Regions from separate parts of the Mus musculus genome. Here region 1 is linked to region 2. Evidence: chromatin loops called from intact Hi-C (ENCODE). Cell type or tissue: heart. All regions are shown on one strand. Each heading gives the region's core, and the rest is flanking DNA. Links, peaks and the distances in the headings are about the cores only. Region 1 holds the start of Rbm17 (RNA binding motif protein 17). Region 2 has its middle 27 kb from the start of Gm10851.

Region 1 (8,741 bases), core at 178-8,177, 55 kb after region 2:
TTTCTCCATCTTCAGCAGTCCCCCTTCTCTGATACCATCTCCATTTTCTCTGGGACACTGTTATTACAAATGCTGCTTATTCTACATGTCTCCTTAACTTATACCTCTATGTTCTCGCATATCCAAAACCTGTTCAGATTAAGGTTAAAGCTTATAGACAAGAATATCCCAGCCGGGTGTGGTGGTGCACGCCATTAATCCCAGCACCGGGGAGGCGGAGGCAGGCAGATATCTGAGTTGGAGGCCAGCCTGGTCTACAGAGTGAGTTCCAGGGCAGCCAGGACTACACAGAGAAACTGTCTAGAAAAACAAAACAACAAAAAACTTAAAAAAAAAAAAAAAAAAAGAATATCTCAGCAAGCTGGTGAGCAACACCAAATTCTCAGGTTGCTAAGATGCCATGGCCATCCGTGTGGACTAGAGGTTGTCATGAAAGTTTAAATTCTCAGTATTTAAAGGGTACAAACTTTCACTCTTATCAGGAAGTCTGAGCTCTCTGGACTTTAACGGTGCTTTAAGCAAACAACATATCATCCAGGAATCATAAAAAAAAAAAAAAATCACAATATAAACCCTAACTTCCCACAGTAGGGTTATGACAATCACTTATTTGCTCATTTTAAAATTTAATTTGTAGTTTCAAAAATGAAATACAAATGAAACCATACCTTCACCTTTCAGATACAGGTACATTTTCTCTACCAAGTATTTTTACAAGCGTGGCTAGTACTCTGAGAAAGGCACTGAAGAGCCCAAGAGAACCAATACAGTGCAACTTCACTTCCTCATAAGAATCAACCACATAGAGAAGCCTCAAGATTCAGGTCAGAAGGTTAGCAGATGAATTCTAAAGTAATGGTCCATTTTGACAAATTAAAATCTACTTGCTGGCCAGGCGTGGTGGCACACGCCTTTTATCCCAGCACTTCAGAGGCAGAGGCAGGCAGATTTCTGAGTTCGAGGCCACCCTGGTCTACAAAGTGAGTTCCAGGACAGCCAGGGCTAAACAGAGAAACCCTGTCTCAACAACCCCACCCCCACAAAATCTATTTGCAATCTCAAGATATTTGCTAATAGCTGACATTAAAATATACGCATAGTTGGGTGGGGTGATATTCCCAGCACTTGGTAGGCAGAGACAGGCAGACCTCTGTGAAACTGGGGCCACCTTGGTCGACACAGACAGTTCAAAGCCACATACTGAAATCTTATGTTGAAAACAAACAGAAACAAAGAAAAAGAAAAAGCTGCACTGTCTCCAAGACAATGCCAAGTCTAACAGGTATACAACACAGCAATTCCCACCTATAACTATATATCCTGGGTATGTTCACAAACATCAGAGCCTTTCATAGTGTACACGATTATTAACCCAACCAAATAAAATTTACTTAACATGTATGTATATATGTTTGTATGCATGTTGGGGTGGCTCTGATTATTCTGCAAAGCTCAATTCCAAACTTCTTACAATAAACTAGCTGGGACCCAGCCTAGGCCAGAAGTCCCAGACTATTAGGACTAGGGGTATGAAAACAGCATCTGTAAACAGTTTGCAGTCAGTCTCAGGCATGCTCCAGTCTAAAGCCAGTCTCATGGCTTTTTTTAATTCCCACTCCATGAATGGTCCTGCTGTTTCCAAGAGCCAGGAGAGGCAATCAGCTCTCCACCCCTCGCCCACCCACTCTTTTCTACGTATCCAGCAAGGGGGCAAAGAGCAAGCTTAAAGGAACTCAGCGGACTTGCCCTCTCCTGCCCTGGGCCTGTTCTTACCTTGGCCTGAGTGAGCGCCGCCTTCTTCACCTGGAGCTGGGACTGCAGGAGCTTGAAGTTTTTGGACCAGCCTTCAGTTTTTGAGTCACTGGTCTCCACTCCCAGGTCATCATATAGGGACATCTTTTTGGTTTAATGCTGAAAGACAAGCAGGGACAGAGATTAAAAGATGCAAAGCAGAAGCAAGTTATGAATGTCTCTGTGTTAAAACAGCTGCACCATGGACCCTCCTGTCACAAATGCAGGGTTCTTTCTAATCTGCAAAACTATACTTAGGCACTAGTTTAAAAACAGTCCTCAGCCTGGCGTGGTGGCACGCGCCTTTAAACCCAGCACTTGGGAGGCAGAGGCAGGCGGATTTCTGAGGCCAGCCTGGTCTACAAAGTGAGTTCCAGGACAGTCAGAACTATACAGAGAAACCCTCTCAAAAAACTAAAAAAGAAAAAACAAACAAACAAAAGTCCTCAGGGCTCTCATGTAGCTCAGGCTGGCCTTGAACTTATCACAAAGACGAGGTTGGCTTTGAACTTGTGACTCTTTCCTACACCTCTTGAGTGCTGGGATATGCCACTATGTCCAGCCTAGAATTAATTCTCAATCTAAAAGACTATGGTGAACTGACTTATGAGTCAAATCCTTCAGTTATAGAACTGATAATGGAGTAAGACGGAAGCTCTCTATGTGGGGCATTATTAACTATAAAGTTCCAGGTGCCAAAGAGATGGCTCAGTGGGTAGGAGTACTGGTTGCTCTTCCAGAGGTCCTGAGTTCAGTTTCCAACAACCACCTGTAATGGTGGCTCAGAACCATCGATGAGTCCCAGGAGGGCCAGGGCTGTTACAAAAAGAAACCCTGTCCATAAATAAATAAAATCCCTCACAGGTGAAACCCTGTCCATAAATAAATAAAAATCCCTCACAGGTGTGGCCAGCCATTGGGTTTTAGTAGATTCCAGATGTAGCTAACCAAGAGTAACCATCACAAGTCTAAAAGTCTACCTCTGTTAGCTTGATCCACACCACAATCATATCTTATACTCAGGACTTAATGATGTTTTACCGAATCATTTATACCCTTCCGTGTGTAGCTATGCCATCTCTGATAGTTCACATTTCCCATCCGTATTACCAAGATACCATTGGCCAGGGACTGTTAAAAACAAACTAACCAGAGTAACTAAAGCAAACAGCGCAGCAGATTTCTCTACTGTTCTGAAAGACTTGTAGAATGACCTACTAGAGGGAACTCTTCCCTGTTGGAAAGATGTGTGAAAAATTTATGCGGGGGACAGGTGGTGGGGGGGAGGAGGTACATAATAACAAATCAGGGGGTCAACAAGAACCCATATGGTAGGAGAAAAATGACGCCTGTAGGAAATCACACATGTGATTTCCACGTGTGGCTTGTCCTCGGAACTCTTAATCTCCTGCCTGCACCTTCCAAGCACTGGAATTCCAGACATATTGCCACCCTGGGCTCCATTACTCATATTTACTAAAATTTGTTATCTCGAAATGTTTACAGCTCAGCCCAGTATAAATGTGTCCCCATGATTTAAAAGAGCCACCTGTTGCAGAGAGACAGGCCTCACCTATTCCCAGAACAAGCAGAATTATAACAAGAACTTATGTCAATGGTCCCCCCTTCCTGACTTCTCAAAGGAAGGTCTGACTGATCACCCTTCTAAGTCCCTCTTCATCCTCTGTCACAGCCTTAAACTGCAGAATACTCTACAGCGCTTCTCTGCTCTTGCTTTCCCTCTTCCTCATAGGTGCAGCCTTTCCACTTGTAATAAAACTCCTCTTCCAGGTCTTTCCAGCTTGTAATCTGGTTCTTCGGATCAATCCAGGCCTGGGTTTTCCAACGAGCTTCTTAGAGATCTAACCCCTGGAGAAGCACCTTACTGAGCTTGCAGCACTCATTCAGAGCACAACTGGTCCAAGCAGAAGAAGCTCGAAAGCTAGCGGAGGGACATGAACGCTAAAACTCCCCTTAGCGCAGGCCTGAGCATGCCGGGGGTTACAACAGACACTCTCTGTCCCGGTGAGACAACGGCCTCAACCTTCACTTCAGGTGCTCTGGAAGGAAACAAGTTTTGGGGTTTGTGTTTTGGCTTCTCCATTCCTGAGGCCCGACGCAGTCTGGGTTACTGCGGTCTTGCGACCCAACAACTTGGTCTGGGCATGGGCCATGAAGAGGAGAAAGGTACTTTCTTCACTGTCAAGAGGATCGGGACTGGTGAAGGGGGGATCTAGGTGGCCCGGTGGAACGTGGCAGGCTGAAGGAGCCCAACGTGGAGGGCTGGGAACCCCCCGGGCAGCTCGGGGTGCCCCGCCCGCATCCCCGCGCCCCTCACGGCGCGGCCTAGAGCCGCGGCCTCGCGTCCAGCGCATCCGTGAAGGCGCGCACACCCGAGTCTACGTTCCGGATCAGACCGCCTGCCAGGGCCGCCGCGGCGCCACTCACCCGGCCTTCCGAGACGATTGTGCCCATGGGCCACGGCGGCGGCAGCGCGGAGCCCGGCCGCCCTGCGCGGAAGCCCGCCCACCGCCGGAGTCCGCCGCAGCGCCGAGCCTCCACGGAGTCCGCAAAGGGATGCACCGCGCGGGGTAAGAGAGCGGAGGCTGCCGGGAGTCCACGTCTGCGCCTGCGTGTGACTCGCGGAAGCAAAGCTGCACTCTCCGGCTCGCACTGCACCCTGCTGACGGGAGGACTACATTGCATCTCCTCTCTGCCGGCCAAGAGATGGCGCCATTGGCACAAGGTTTCGAGATTCATGTGCCTTCTGACCTTGGAGTAGGAGCCGAATCCCCTACTAGGCTCCAGGTATTCACTCCCAACTATTCCCTTATATACTAAATGGTGGAAATAAATTTGCAGGCGAGATGTTGCAGAATCTAATAGCATTAAAAACACACACTGAGCTAGGTCTTCAGAGAAAGAATGTAAACACTATAAACCTTGCTCGCTTGGAATAAAAATGCAGCAAATGGCAAAAGAAAGGTCAGAGAAACCAGGGCTTTGTGTAAATATGTTTTCCCCATATTTTTGGTTGCATGTAAAAATTATTTCAAGCTATAGCTGGACAGTTGTGACCCATGCCTTTAATCTCAGCCCTTGAGAGGCAGAGACAGAGATTTCTGAGTTCAAAGCCTGCCTGGTCTATATAGTGAGTTCCAGGACAGCCAGGACTACACAGAAACCCTATTTTGAAAAACAGCAACAATAACAACAACCCCCCCCCCCCCCCGCAAAGGGTGGTGGTGGTGGTGAATTCAAGCTGAAAAATGTATCAGTCAGGGTTCTCTATAGTCAGAGGACCTATAGACTGTCTATATATATTAAATGAATTTATTGCAATGATTTACACTCTGCAGTCCAACTAACCTGACAATGGGCAGCTGTGAATGGGAAACCCAAGAATCTAGTAGTTGCTCTGTCCCACGAAGTAGGTTGTTTCATCTGGTCTTCTGTCTAAGCTACAATCTGAAGAAATCGGTTCCAACAGAGATGCTGTCAAGTAAGTGCAAGAAGGTGACGAGGAGTGAGTCAATCTTCTTTCTCCCAATGTCTTTATGTCCTCAAGTTCCACACCTGGATCCGGAACTTGCTTTGTCCCAGGCTGGCCTTGAACTCAGAGAACTGCTTGCCTCAGTGTCCTGGGATTAAAGTTGTGCACTACCTTGCCTGGGCTGTCTCATGATCTCCATGTCAAGATCTGGGTCAGCAGCCTGTGTCTTCCAGCCTCAAGATCCTGTGTGCCCTCCATTTCTGGATTGTAGTTCATTCCAGATGTAGTCGAGTTGAAAACCAGGAATAGCCATCATAAAACTGTGGAGGTGGACCTTACACAAGTGAACACACCAACATTATAATCTGATTTACAAGAAAGTGTTCAAATAATTCTGAAAGTGCCAGGCGTGGTGGCACACGCCTTTAATCCCAGCACTCGGGAGGCAGAGGCAGGGGGATTTCTGAGTTCGAGGCCAGCCTGGTCTACAGAGTGAGTTCCAGGACAGCCAGAGCTATACAGAGAAACCCTGTCTCGAAAAGCCAAATAAATAAATAAATAATAAAAATTTAAAAAATTTTAAAAATTCTGAAAGCTTGAAAATGCAAGCCTGGAATAAAGTACCAGCTTGTGGCAGATAAACATAAAGAAATCAGATAGCAACACCATGTGTGGGTTGATTAAAAGTTTGACATGACATTTTATAATACAATTCCTGTTGAAAAAAAAATAAAATCTGTACATCAAAAAAATACAATCTTGTTATTCATAGTAAACACTATAGGAAATAATAAATAGGGAAAAGGAATTAACACACACACACACACACACACACACACACACACACACATGTAATAGTTGAGATTTTGTTTTTGTGGGGCAGAAGAGAACAGTTAAGAGCACCAGCTGCTCTTCCAAAGGACCTGGGGCTCTTTATAACCTACTTAGCACCCACATGACAGCTCACAAACATCTGTAACTATAGTCCCAGGGGATCTCATGGCCTCTGTGAGTGACAGTCACAGGTGGTACATAGACTTATATGCAGACCAAACACCTGCACTCAAAAAATATATTAAAAAAAAAAAGAAAATTGAAGCTTTAAAAAAAAAATCAATTTTGTAGGTTTACTATTATAGGCCTTCTTTTGGCTTTTTGGTTTGTTTGTTTTGTTTTTTTATTGTTTTTCTGTGGGGTGTTGTTTGGTTGGTTTGGGCTTGGTTTGGTTTGGTTTTTTGAGACAGGGTTTCTCTGTGTAGTCCTGGCCATCTTGGAACTCATTCTGTAGACCAGGGTGGCCTTAAACTCAGAGATCTGACTGCCTCTGCCTCTTGAGTGCTGGGATAAAGGAATGTGCCTGGCTTTTTTTTTTTTTTTTTTTTTTTCGTTTTTCTGAGACAGGGTTTCTCTGTGTAGCCCTGGCTGTCCTGGAACTTACTTTGTAGACCAGGCTGGCCTCGAACTCAGAAATCCGCCTGCCTCTGCCTCCCAAGTGCTGGGATTAAAGGCGTGCGCCACCACGCCCGGCATGCCTGGCTTTTTTTAAAAAAAACTTTGTTTTGTTCTATTTCTAGTTTCATAGTTACCTATTTCTAGTTATATAACCTCTTAGCTCAATGAACTTATTCTAAACTTTCAATGAACACAGTGTTTTTTTTTAAAGTTTATTTATTTATTTTATGTATATGGGTACACTGTAGCAGAGCAGATGGTTGTGAGCCTTCATGTGGTTGTTGGGAATTGAATTTTTAGGACTTCTGCTCTCTCCAGTCAGCCTCGCTCACTCAGGCCTGCTCTCTTCAGTCGGCCTCACTCACTCAGGCCCAAAGATTTATTTATTATTATACACACTGTAGCTGTCTTCAGATGCACCAGAAGCACCAGAAGAGAGCATCAGATCTTATTATGGGTGGGTGTGAGCCACCATGTGGTTGCTGGGATTTGAACTCAGGACCTTTGGAAGAGCAGTCAGTGCTCTTACCCGCTGAGCCATCTTGCCAGCCCGAACACAGTGTTTTTATGTGAGAAGTGGAAAGAAGAGCAGTATGAGAGAGGTGAGTTGCAGAGCCAGCACCTGTGGGAACTCCAACACAAACAAGCTCTGTGAATTTTTCCAGCAATATTCAGCAGCCTGGAGTGGGGACAGCAGGAATCAAAAGGTTAGCATTGGTCAAAAATAGGACACTAGTTAATCCTAGCCAAGATATTAGGAGGGCAGATGTTCCAGAAGAAAGCAAGACCAAGGGATATTCGAAGCCAGGACAGTGGGTAGATCAAATGCCCTGGCATGAACAATGGACAGAAATTGCAGGCTGATGTGAAGGGGGAGAAGGGTGGTGGGTGCTCTCAGAGGAAGACAAATCAGTTAAGGCGACAATTAGTATAATTTGCATAAACTTATAATTTGATTATAACAATGTGACAATGTGTAGTGTGTATAATGATACTTTTACTGTTGTTTTGAGACAGGGTCTTTCTATGTACTCCTGTCTGTCCTGGAATTTACTACACAGACCAAGATGGTCTTGAACTCACAGAAATCCTCTTGCCTCTGTTTCCCAAGGGCTGGGATTAAAGACCTGTGCCACCATCCCCGGCTAGTGATACTGTTGATATCATAAAGGATAATTTTTGTTTCCTGGTGTATACTTTTTTATGCCTGTGGTATATTTTTATTTGTTTGCTTTTTATTGTTTTATATAGGACAGCTAAAGCAGATTTTATTTCGTTAAAATTATTTTATTTATATGAGTGCACTGTTGCTGTCTTCAGACACACCAGAAGAGGGCATCAGATCCCTTTACAGATGGCTGTGAGCCACCGTGTGGTTGCTAGGAATTGAACTCAGGACCTCTGGAAGAGCAGTCAGTGCTTTTAACTGCTGAGCCATCTCTCCGGCCCTTTTATCCCATTTTTTTATGACAAGGAAAAGAAAATATAAAATAAGTCATAAGAAATGCTATCTATTATTTCAAAGCATTTTGGATGATGTACAAAATGCTCATAAAGCATATGAAAAGCATTTTCAAAAAATATGAAGAGCTTCAACGTGTTGTTTGTAAATTCTCTTGCAGTAAATGCAACATTAACAAACATACAACTTTCTTGTGGGCCAATTTTATTGAATTATATACTATTGTGTATGTAAGAAACATATGAATGTTGCTTATACATATATTTATTGACTTTTAATGAGATCACTGCCAATACATACATTCTTTTCCTTAGCTTGAGTTTTACATTAAGCCGATGTCTGTTATGCAGCCATCAAACCTCACAGTAAATCACACAGGTTTGTAGTCCAATTTAGACTCTACATTCTTAGAATCAGTGCTTTTCTGACTGCTTTCATGAAGTCTTCCTGAACTGAAGTCATGATCAGCATGAATTGCAGACATACCAACTTCTGTACAGGTGTTTCTGTGGTGCGATCCACAGAGCCATCTGCAAGCTTTAC
Region 2 (8,741 bases), core at 378-8,377:
CAATAAGATGAACCTATGATGCCCGCTTTGGGGGAGGGCTGAAGCAGAAGATTACAAGATCAAAGCCTGGCTAGCCTATAGATAGTTAAGCAGCCTGAGATCCTGCCTCAAGGAGGTTAAGAGTAAACTTGAGAACTGGAGATGTGCTCCGTGGTGGAATGCTGGTTTAACATGCCTGGGGACCTGGGCTCTATCCCTAGCACTACCAGTTTCCCAGTAAAGCTGGGCATGGTGGTACTTGGGGAGGTAGAGACAGGAGAGTCAGGATTTAGGCCAGCCTTAGCTTATGACCAACCTGGGCTACAAAAGACGCTGCCTTGGGGTGGCAGAGTTCCTGAATTAATTGTAAAGTGCAACTCAGACAAAAACGTCAGGTTTTGGCCTTCTGCTACTAATGCTTCCGTGCCCACTGATCTCAGATGGCATCTGGCTGCCAGCAGGCTCAGATCTCAACAGAAAGGGCAGCCTTGCCCTAAAGTCTGTCTGAGCCCAAGTCAGACCTTCACTTTCTCTCTTCTGGTTCAAAGTGCACACTTCCTTTGAGGTATCTCCCTAACTTCCCCTTTGCCTCCACTAACTGATTAGCCCTTCCTTTCTCAGTGCAACTGGATGGTCAGTCAAAGCAGCCTTAAAGAGAAAGGTTACAGAGTCCAAAGCCCTACACTAACAACACCGTGGCGGCAGAGCAGCTAACCTAAAAGGATTTGGTATCTCAGTGTCCACGTGCATCAGGGGCACCTGAGCCTCTGAAAAATTCTCCTTGGGAAAGGGGAACAAGACAATCGTCCTGACAGAGTGTCTGCAAAAAAAAAGAGAGAGGTTGTTGCTGAGTAGTCGGAGAGGACAGTTTCTGAAGCAAGGTCAGAGGGAGGGCAGGTTAACCTTAAGCCTGTCTGCTCTTCTTCAAGTACCTCGATCATCTCCGCTAAGGCTTGAGACACCCTGGAGCGAAGACTCCTCGCTGAGATCCTAAGGCGCACCACCAGGAGTTGTACACACAGTTATGGGGAAACGGGAAGAGGGACAGTGCTCCCCAGACCAGAGCTGCTCCTCCTCAGCCTCTTCTCACTGGTGTCTACTCTGCAGTTGTTTTGGGGGGTAGGGGGGAAGAAGGGGCTAGCTTCTTGGTATCTGAGATAGGGTCTCATATGGCCCAGGATAGTCTCAAATTCTCTATGTAGACTGGGCATGGTGGTCCCACACCTTTAATCCCAGAATTTGGGAGGCAGAGAGACACAGGCAGGCAGGTCTCTATGAGTTCAAAGTCAGGCTGATCTACAGGGTGAGCTTTTGGACGTCATGGATTACATAGAAAGACTGTCTCGTTTTCTGTAGAGTTCGAGTTGTCTGACATTTAAAGAAAATAAAGCAAATAAAATTAAAGGAAACAAACTCCCTAAGTTTTTCTAGCTTCTTCACAAGTGCTGGGAACTAACAGTAAGGTGCTTTGTGTGAGTCTGTACTTGACTCACACTATACTTGGGCATACAAAGAAAATTCAAGGGCCTCCAACTTTCCCTCTAACCTACTGTAAAAGTGCATAGTCACCCTTTCCCTAGACAGCAGGAGGGACTTACACAGACGTTAGACTGTGGGAAGCCTATCAGGAAGCAAGCTTGTACTTAGGACAGCCTGCCCTGAGACACAGAGTTGCAGGCAGGCTTAGTGAGGGGATACAATGTAGTAACAATGTCAAGTTCAGTACTCAAGTCAGAGCCAAAGGAATAGAGACTGGAGGCAGGGTCTTTCACATGTCACTCACCTGAGAACTCAGCTTCTCACCTACACACACTGACAGATACACAGCACTATCTTTGGGGGGACAAAATTGCAGCTGGAATCCTTCCATCCCCTGTCCCCCTCAAGTGGCTCAGCCAGACCTTGTAGCCAAGGATGACCTTGAACTCTGATCTTCCCAAGTGCTAGGATCTCAGATATGCACCAACACGCTCAGGACTGTGAAGCAAGCCAGGGGTTCTGTGCATGCTAGACAAGCCGTTTATCAACTGAGCTACGATACCTACCGAGACACACACACCCTTTTCTTCTTACATCCAGTTTTGCTCTGAAGCCCCGCAAGCCAAACACACTTGGTGTCTGTGTGTAACAAGCATCCAAGCAACTGGACAACACCGACCTCAGAGTCAGAGCCAAGAGAGCATTAGCTCACTTCCTTCTCAGACACATAGGTAAATGGACTCCAGTGGCTTCAATGAAATCACTCAGACAGTACTTGATGAAGGTGACCTATGAGTGTCTCGTTTCCTAGCTTCCAAGTCATTCCACTGCCTCTTCCTGCCTAAGCCACTCCCAGAACCGTCTCGCGGGAGCGCAGTGACCGAGGTATACTTATTTACAGACTGACTGGTCAGTGAACCCGATCATCATCCTGTGGGATGAGTGGCCCCCACCTATGCTGAGGGCTGGATAGCAGATACTAAAACAGACTTGAAACTATTACCTTCCCTCAGACCACAGAGCTCCTGTGGGATCAATGAGAGAATCAGTGGCTGACAAAGCTCCCTCCTTAAGGATGTCTTGGGGTCTGCACTTAGAGAGAAAAAAGGAGGTCCTGACTGGGATATAGAGTCGAGGCCTTTTTTCACCAATGAGCATATATCTCTCACGTGATGCCGTCTCTCTACTTCTCACAAAGAGCTTGATTGTTAATAGAGGTTTAGTGTATCACTTGCTGTTTTTCTGACATAGATAACACACCATACCATGCCACAACATACCATGCCATTCTGTGCCAGACCAGACCAGACCAGACCAGACCAGACCAGACCAGACCAGACCAGACCAGGCCAGGCCAGGCCAGGCCAGACTACACAGCATGTGACAGATTGGGTCCATGTTCGAAAGGCAGATGCAAAGGCAGCTCTGTTCCTCACATAATTTGCTGTGTGACTTTTAGCAAGATACCTAACCCTTCTCAGCCTCTCTTTGCTTATTTCTCAAGCAGACATACTAATACTAAGGGGTCTCTGAGGGTGGACCTGAAGGTCACAGACTCACACAAAGAGCCTTGAGGGTGGACCTGAAGGTCACAGACTCACACAAAGAGCCTTGAGGGCGGACATAAAGGTCACAGACTCACACAAAGAGTCTTGAGGGTGGACCTGAAGGTCAAGGATTCACACAAAGCACCTTGAGGGTGGACCTGAAGGTCACAGATTTACACAAAGAGCCTTACTGTTAGGTCCCAGCACCTGCAAAGAAGCTAGAAGAACTTAGAGAGTTTGTTTCCTTTATTTTTTTTTATTCGTTCTTGGAGGAGTCTGGGCCTGGTTATTTTTATGGTTTTTAAAACTCTACTTCCTTGCTTTTTTTGATTGGTTTTGGTTTTGAACTTTGTGAGACAGCGGTTTATGGCCCAGGCTGTAACTGGATTTTCAGCTGAGGGTAACCTTTACCGCCTTCCTCCTCCACTCAAGTACTGGGCTGCAGGTGTGAACCACAGGCCTGGCCTTTGATTTTGTTTAGGGAATGGTCACAGTTCTTCTTCTTCTTCTTCTTCTTCTTCTTCTTCTTCTTCTTCTTCTTCTTCTTCTTCTTCTTCTTCTTCTTCTTCCTCCTCCTCTTCCTCCTCTTCCTCCTCTTCCTCCTCCTCCTCCTCCTCCTCCCCCTCTTCCTCCACAGTTCTTTTTTGAGACAAAGTCTCTCTGGTGCTCTGGCTGTCCATAAACTCACTGGGGCATTAACTCACTGTGCAGACCAGGCTGGCCTTGAACTCACAGAGATCTTCCTGCCCTTTGCCCCTCCCCCTCCACTACATCTAGAACAGTTCTAATCTGTAAGAGGATTTACTTAGCATGCTCGCCTGTGTGAGTTTATGTGCAGGATCCCACAGAGACCAGTAGAGGGCATCAGATTCCTCCACCCCCACCCCTCTGTGGTATGAGTGAGTATGGAGATTAGACAATTTTCAAAAGTCATTTTTCTCTTTCCACCTATTTACATGGGTTCTGGAGATCAAACCCGGGCCACCAGACTTGTATGGTAAAGAACTTTGTTCACTGAGCTATGTACATGGCCCTGGGTTTTGTATTCATTTAGTTGTTGTTATTTGTTTTATTTTGTTTTGGCCAAATCTCACACTGTAGCTGAGCCTGGCCTTGAACCTCACTAACTAGCTCTCACCAGCCTCAAACTCTTCAGCAATCCTCTGGCCACCATCTCTTGTGGATATTAACAGGTATGAACTGCTGTGTTCAGCAGTCTTGTTTTTGTGACACTAGGGAATCCAACCGCAGCTACATGCACATTGTGGGCATAGTTTCACCAGTGAGCTACTTCCCCAGCCCATCATTGCTAGTGAAACGTTGACCCACTATTTGTTGTCCCTTCTGACAACGAACCCATGCAAGAACACTTAAAATCCTATTGTTGGAAGACACTAGGCCTGAAAGAAACCTCAAAAAAAGAAATTTAGTCACAAGCCCAGGCTTTAGACTAAGCCATACCTATGAGGCTCTGATATTTTTCTCCATTTTTCTCCCTTCCCCTATTTCTTCTTCTCTGTGGTGCTGAAGATGGAACCCCAGAACCTGGAGATTTTTGTATGTGGGACAACCGTCTCCATCGTGGAAGATCCGGTCATTAAGGTGTCGCGTTTTTGCAGAAGTGCCACCTCAACCTCTCTCCACAGCACCTTCCAAATGCAACCATGACTTTCGTGACTTCCTGTGTCTAACTGACATGCTTCCTGTCCTCCTTTTTTGTTCTCTTAGATCTCACATTTCCTAACTTCTCCTATTCCAGCCGATCTCAAAACCAGTTTCTACAGTCCTGCTTCTTGGTCAGCCCTAATACCGAAAGTCTTCCCTCATGACAGCCGCAGTCACCCTGGAGACCAGTGGGGAGACAAGATGCCTAGCTGAAGTGTCATGTACTACCTCAGTGTATGAGGCGATCTGGCCCTACACTCCTCCCTCCACCCATATTATAAAATGTCACACCACGGGGGTCTGCGGCAGAAAGGCGGGAGGTCCCTTACTATCACCACAACACCAAACTCAGAGAGAGGCTGTGACTTCATCCATCACAGCTGGTCAGACACATCTCTCTCCATCTACAGTCTAGTTTCTTTAACAGGGGTGAGGAGAGGGTGGGGGGAGGCGTTTATTCTTAAAAACCAAAATCTCAAAACTACCTCTCTGTTACGACTTCTATTTGGTTTTTTGTTTGTTTGTTTGTGTGTGTGTTTGTTTGTTTTGGGTTTTTTTGGTTTTAGGGTTTGTTTGTTTGTTTGTTTGTTTTTAAACTAGAGTTAGTATTAAAGAGAGTAGAGAAAAACAGAAGAGTGTTGCTAGGTTGTTTGGTTGTTTGTTTTGAGACAGGGTCTCATGTAATCGAGGCTGGCCTCAAACTCACTGAAATCCTGCTTTTGCCTCCCAAGGGTCAGGCTTGTAGGACTGCACCACCATGCACAAGGTTTTGATTTCATGAGACAAGGTCTTACTATGTAACCAGGTCGGCCTTGAGTTCACAGATTTGCCAGCCTCGGCCTCCTGAGTACTGGGATTATAAACATGTCTTTCCACACATCTTAATTTTCGTTCGCAGTCCTCCTCCTCCTCCTCCTTCCTCCTCCTCCTCCTCCTTCTCCTCCAGTACAGTCTCAGGTAGGACTTGAACTTGTTATGTAGGCAAGGCTGACCTTGTATGATGCTTCCACCTCCCCAGTGCTGGGATTATAGGTGTGTACCACCCCACAGGGTTTATGCAGGGCTGAGATTGGACCCAGCACCTAGTATATGCTCTGCATGAACCCTGCCAGCAGAGTCAGATTCACCGCCCCATGCCAACCTCTGACCTTCCAGTCTTGGCACTTGTTGGATAACATAGGAGGTGAGCTCCCAGGAGGGAACCCCATGTCTATCTGGAAAATGTTGGTACACCGTTTCAAAGATGAATGTATGACTTGGCATGCAGTTGCTCAACTTTGCCCTAGTGAAGTTCAGGACATGTTATTGGGTGCTCCCTGCGGGTGAGGCACCTAAGGTTGATATCTGTGGTCCCAACAAATCCACTGTCCATCCTAGGGCAATGTACCTTGCAGTGTAGCCAGGCAGGTTGACCTGTGTGGATAGTACCATCAGGCTCCTGGCTCCAGGACTGCCAATGCTATGAGAACAGAAAGGCAAACAGGGTCTCACAGCGTCCTCCCTGAAGCCCGGCTGCTGCCAGCTGCCTGCATCCTCCACGAGAGGTCAGGACTTCAGTCAGACAGCTACTATGGCCCTCAGCATCTTGGGCCTAAGAATACACAGCATTCTCACTGACCAGTGGGGTTTCCCTGTATCCTACACAATCTTCCAGAAAAGGCTTTTTACTCTGGAAGATTCACTCTTCTCTTCTCAGCTTGCCTGAGACATGTTTCTTCTAAGCCCCTGACAGGGCTGGTCCCAGACCTTTTGAGTGGTTGTCAAGGCATAGAAAGAGGGCTGTGGAGGCTCAATAGCCAAAGGCTCTTACCACACAAGCTTGAAGACCTGAGCTAAATACCTGGAAGCTACAGCAGGAGAACCGACTCCACAGTGGTCCTCTGACCTTCATTGCACTCACACTCATGAGCACACAATAATAATAAGTAATTAAATATTAAAGACATAGAGCCATATCAAAGGATGGGCTTAGCAAGCATCCCTTTCTGACCTTTGACTCACTAAGAAAGCCTCCTCCGCCTGGACCACTGAAGAAGGCTCCTCTACTTGATTGCACTTGGTCTGGGGTGGAAAGAAGAAATGATGTTTTTATTGGTGTGCTATTCTTGTTGTTGAGTTGTTTGTTGTTGTTGTTGTTTGTTTTTAGTTTTTGGAGACAGGGTTTCTCTGTGTATCCTTGGCTTTTCTGGAACTTACTCTCTAGAGCAGGCTAGCCTAGAACATATAGCGATCTACCGGTCTCTGCCTCCCAAGTGCTAAGATTAAAGACGTGTGCCACCACCACCCTGCCCTTCCTATTATTTTTAATTATACTCTGAACACTTAATATGTTCAAACGGCTCAAAAATAAAAAAAACTTATAGATCCACATATGCTTCTTCTACCTGTGCTCGGGGTTGGGATGGGATAGAGTGTCCCTTTCATAACTGACCCTGTCACCTGCAGGCAGTTTCAGAGCATGGTTAATCAGGACACCTACACAAACCACACCGCAGGTCCCAGCAATTCCTACTTGCTGAGTTACTGCTAAGAGTTTACAACTCAGTGGCAGTGAGATGGCTCAGTGGGTAAAGACACTTCTTCAGATTAAAACAAGGAGCAAAAGAAGAGCCTAACTTGGTTGGCAAACATAATCGTTATCATCTAATAATCAACAAAATCAGTTAACTCTCTTTTTAAAAATAAATAAACTACTTGCTGAGATAAAGGCGCATGCCTGCAATCCGGGACTTGGGGAGATTGGGAGTTCAAGGCCAGCTTCCAGTGTGCATCCAGTGTGAAGCCAGCTTGAACTATATTCTATCCTATCTTTAAAGTTCTGAATTCCTAGCTGGGCAGTGGTGGCACACGCCTTTAATCCCAGCACTTGGGAGGCAGAGGCAGGCAGATTTCTGAGTTTGAGGCCAGCCTGGTCTACAAAGTGAGTTCCAGGACAGCCAGGGATATACAGAGAAACCTTGTCTCAAAAAAAAAAAAAAAAAAAAAAAAAAAAAAGAAAGAAAAGGAAAAGAAAAAGAAAAAGAAAAAGAAAAAGAAAAGAAAAAAGAAAAAGAAAAAGAAAAAAAAGTTTTGAACTCCTGAACATCCTGCATCTATCTACCTAGCATAATGAGAATGTGTCACCACAGCAAGCAATGAGGCAAAATCTTATTCAAACATAACTGAGATTCAGGTGTGGTGGCACACACCTTTAATCCCAGCACTTGGGAGGCAGAAGCAAGTAGATCTCTGTGAGTTTGCCAGCCTGGTCTACATATTGAGTCCCAGGACAGCCAGGACTATAGGAGACTCACTCCCCACCCCCTCCCCCACCCCCGAAAAAAAAAACCTAATTGAACAGCCTAATTATTTCAGACCTTAATTAGTAAGGTAATCCCCTAAACACTGGGATGACTGACAGACATCTTTGCCTTCCTTCAATTTGCCCACCAGAGACTGCAAGGTCATAAATAGGAGAGGGAGAAGAAGGGGGAGAGGAAGAGGGAAGGAAGGAGGAAAGGGAGAGGAGGGAGGGGAGGGAGAAGTAGGTAGAGGGGGAAAGGGAGGGGGAGAGAGAGGTTGGGGAGGGGAGGGGGAGGGACAGGGAGACTAGGAGATCAATGGATCAAAGACTCTTCACCATGTAGTTAATGAGGTGAGACACCCTCAAGAAAGACAGTCCAGGGAGAAAGTGGCCACAGTATGCGTGGGTCAACAGAGACCCTGAGGACAGTGGCTGTGGGCTTACCCATCACCAGCTGAGAGAAGTTAACAGCCTTGCTCAGCCCTGCTCTATGACCGATGCCCTCCCCCCACCCCCTATTTCCATATCTCCAGCATTGGAGTGTCAGCCAGTCCTCTTCACAGCCCAGAGCTGGGACTAGTACCTTAGCACTCCGTGCTAGTGAGGGGCAAAGGCCACTCTAGCCTCCCAGCAACCACAGAAATAACCTGCCCATTCAACCTGAATTATGAAAGAAGAGAAGCTCGGCAAGAACGGTGGGTGGAGGCAGCTGGGAGAGCCACGCTCCGTTGGCCCAGCACCTGGAGAGTCTTGCTTTCTTTCCGTCTACCCACAATCCATAGGCCCCC

Evidence for each region. Peaks named below come from ENCODE experiments on the same cell type or tissue, not always from the same donor. Only the 100,000 strongest peaks of a DNase experiment are listed, where the experiment ranks them.
Region 1: it touches region 2 in a loop (2.1-fold over the local background); 3 of 42 quality-filtered maps call a loop at or near these places.

Annotation. Positions count from the first base shown.
Region 1 is chr2:11,598,846-11,607,586 of GRCm38, forward strand. Rbm17 (RNA binding motif protein 17) reads right to left here and starts at 4,354. Exons shown (of 12, transcript NM_152824.1): 1 at 4,240-4,354; 2 at 1,774-1,911. The coding sequence starts at 1,896. It also overlaps the pseudogene Gm13260. In heart, for the core only: a CTCF peak has its summit at 4,486 (motif pointing right); a DNase peak (open chromatin) is centred at 4,436; H3K4me3 peaks cover 1,819 bases; H3K27ac peaks cover 1,475 bases.
Region 2 is chr2:11,543,981-11,552,721 of GRCm38, forward strand. It overlaps a transcript of Pfkfb3 not described here. Among named protein-coding and RNA genes, the nearest start is that of Gm10851, 27 kb to the left of the region's middle. In heart, for the core only: a CTCF peak has its summit at 3,839 (motif pointing right); no DNase peak of the experiment used is centred there; H3K27ac peaks cover 295 bases; H3K27me3 peaks cover 673 bases.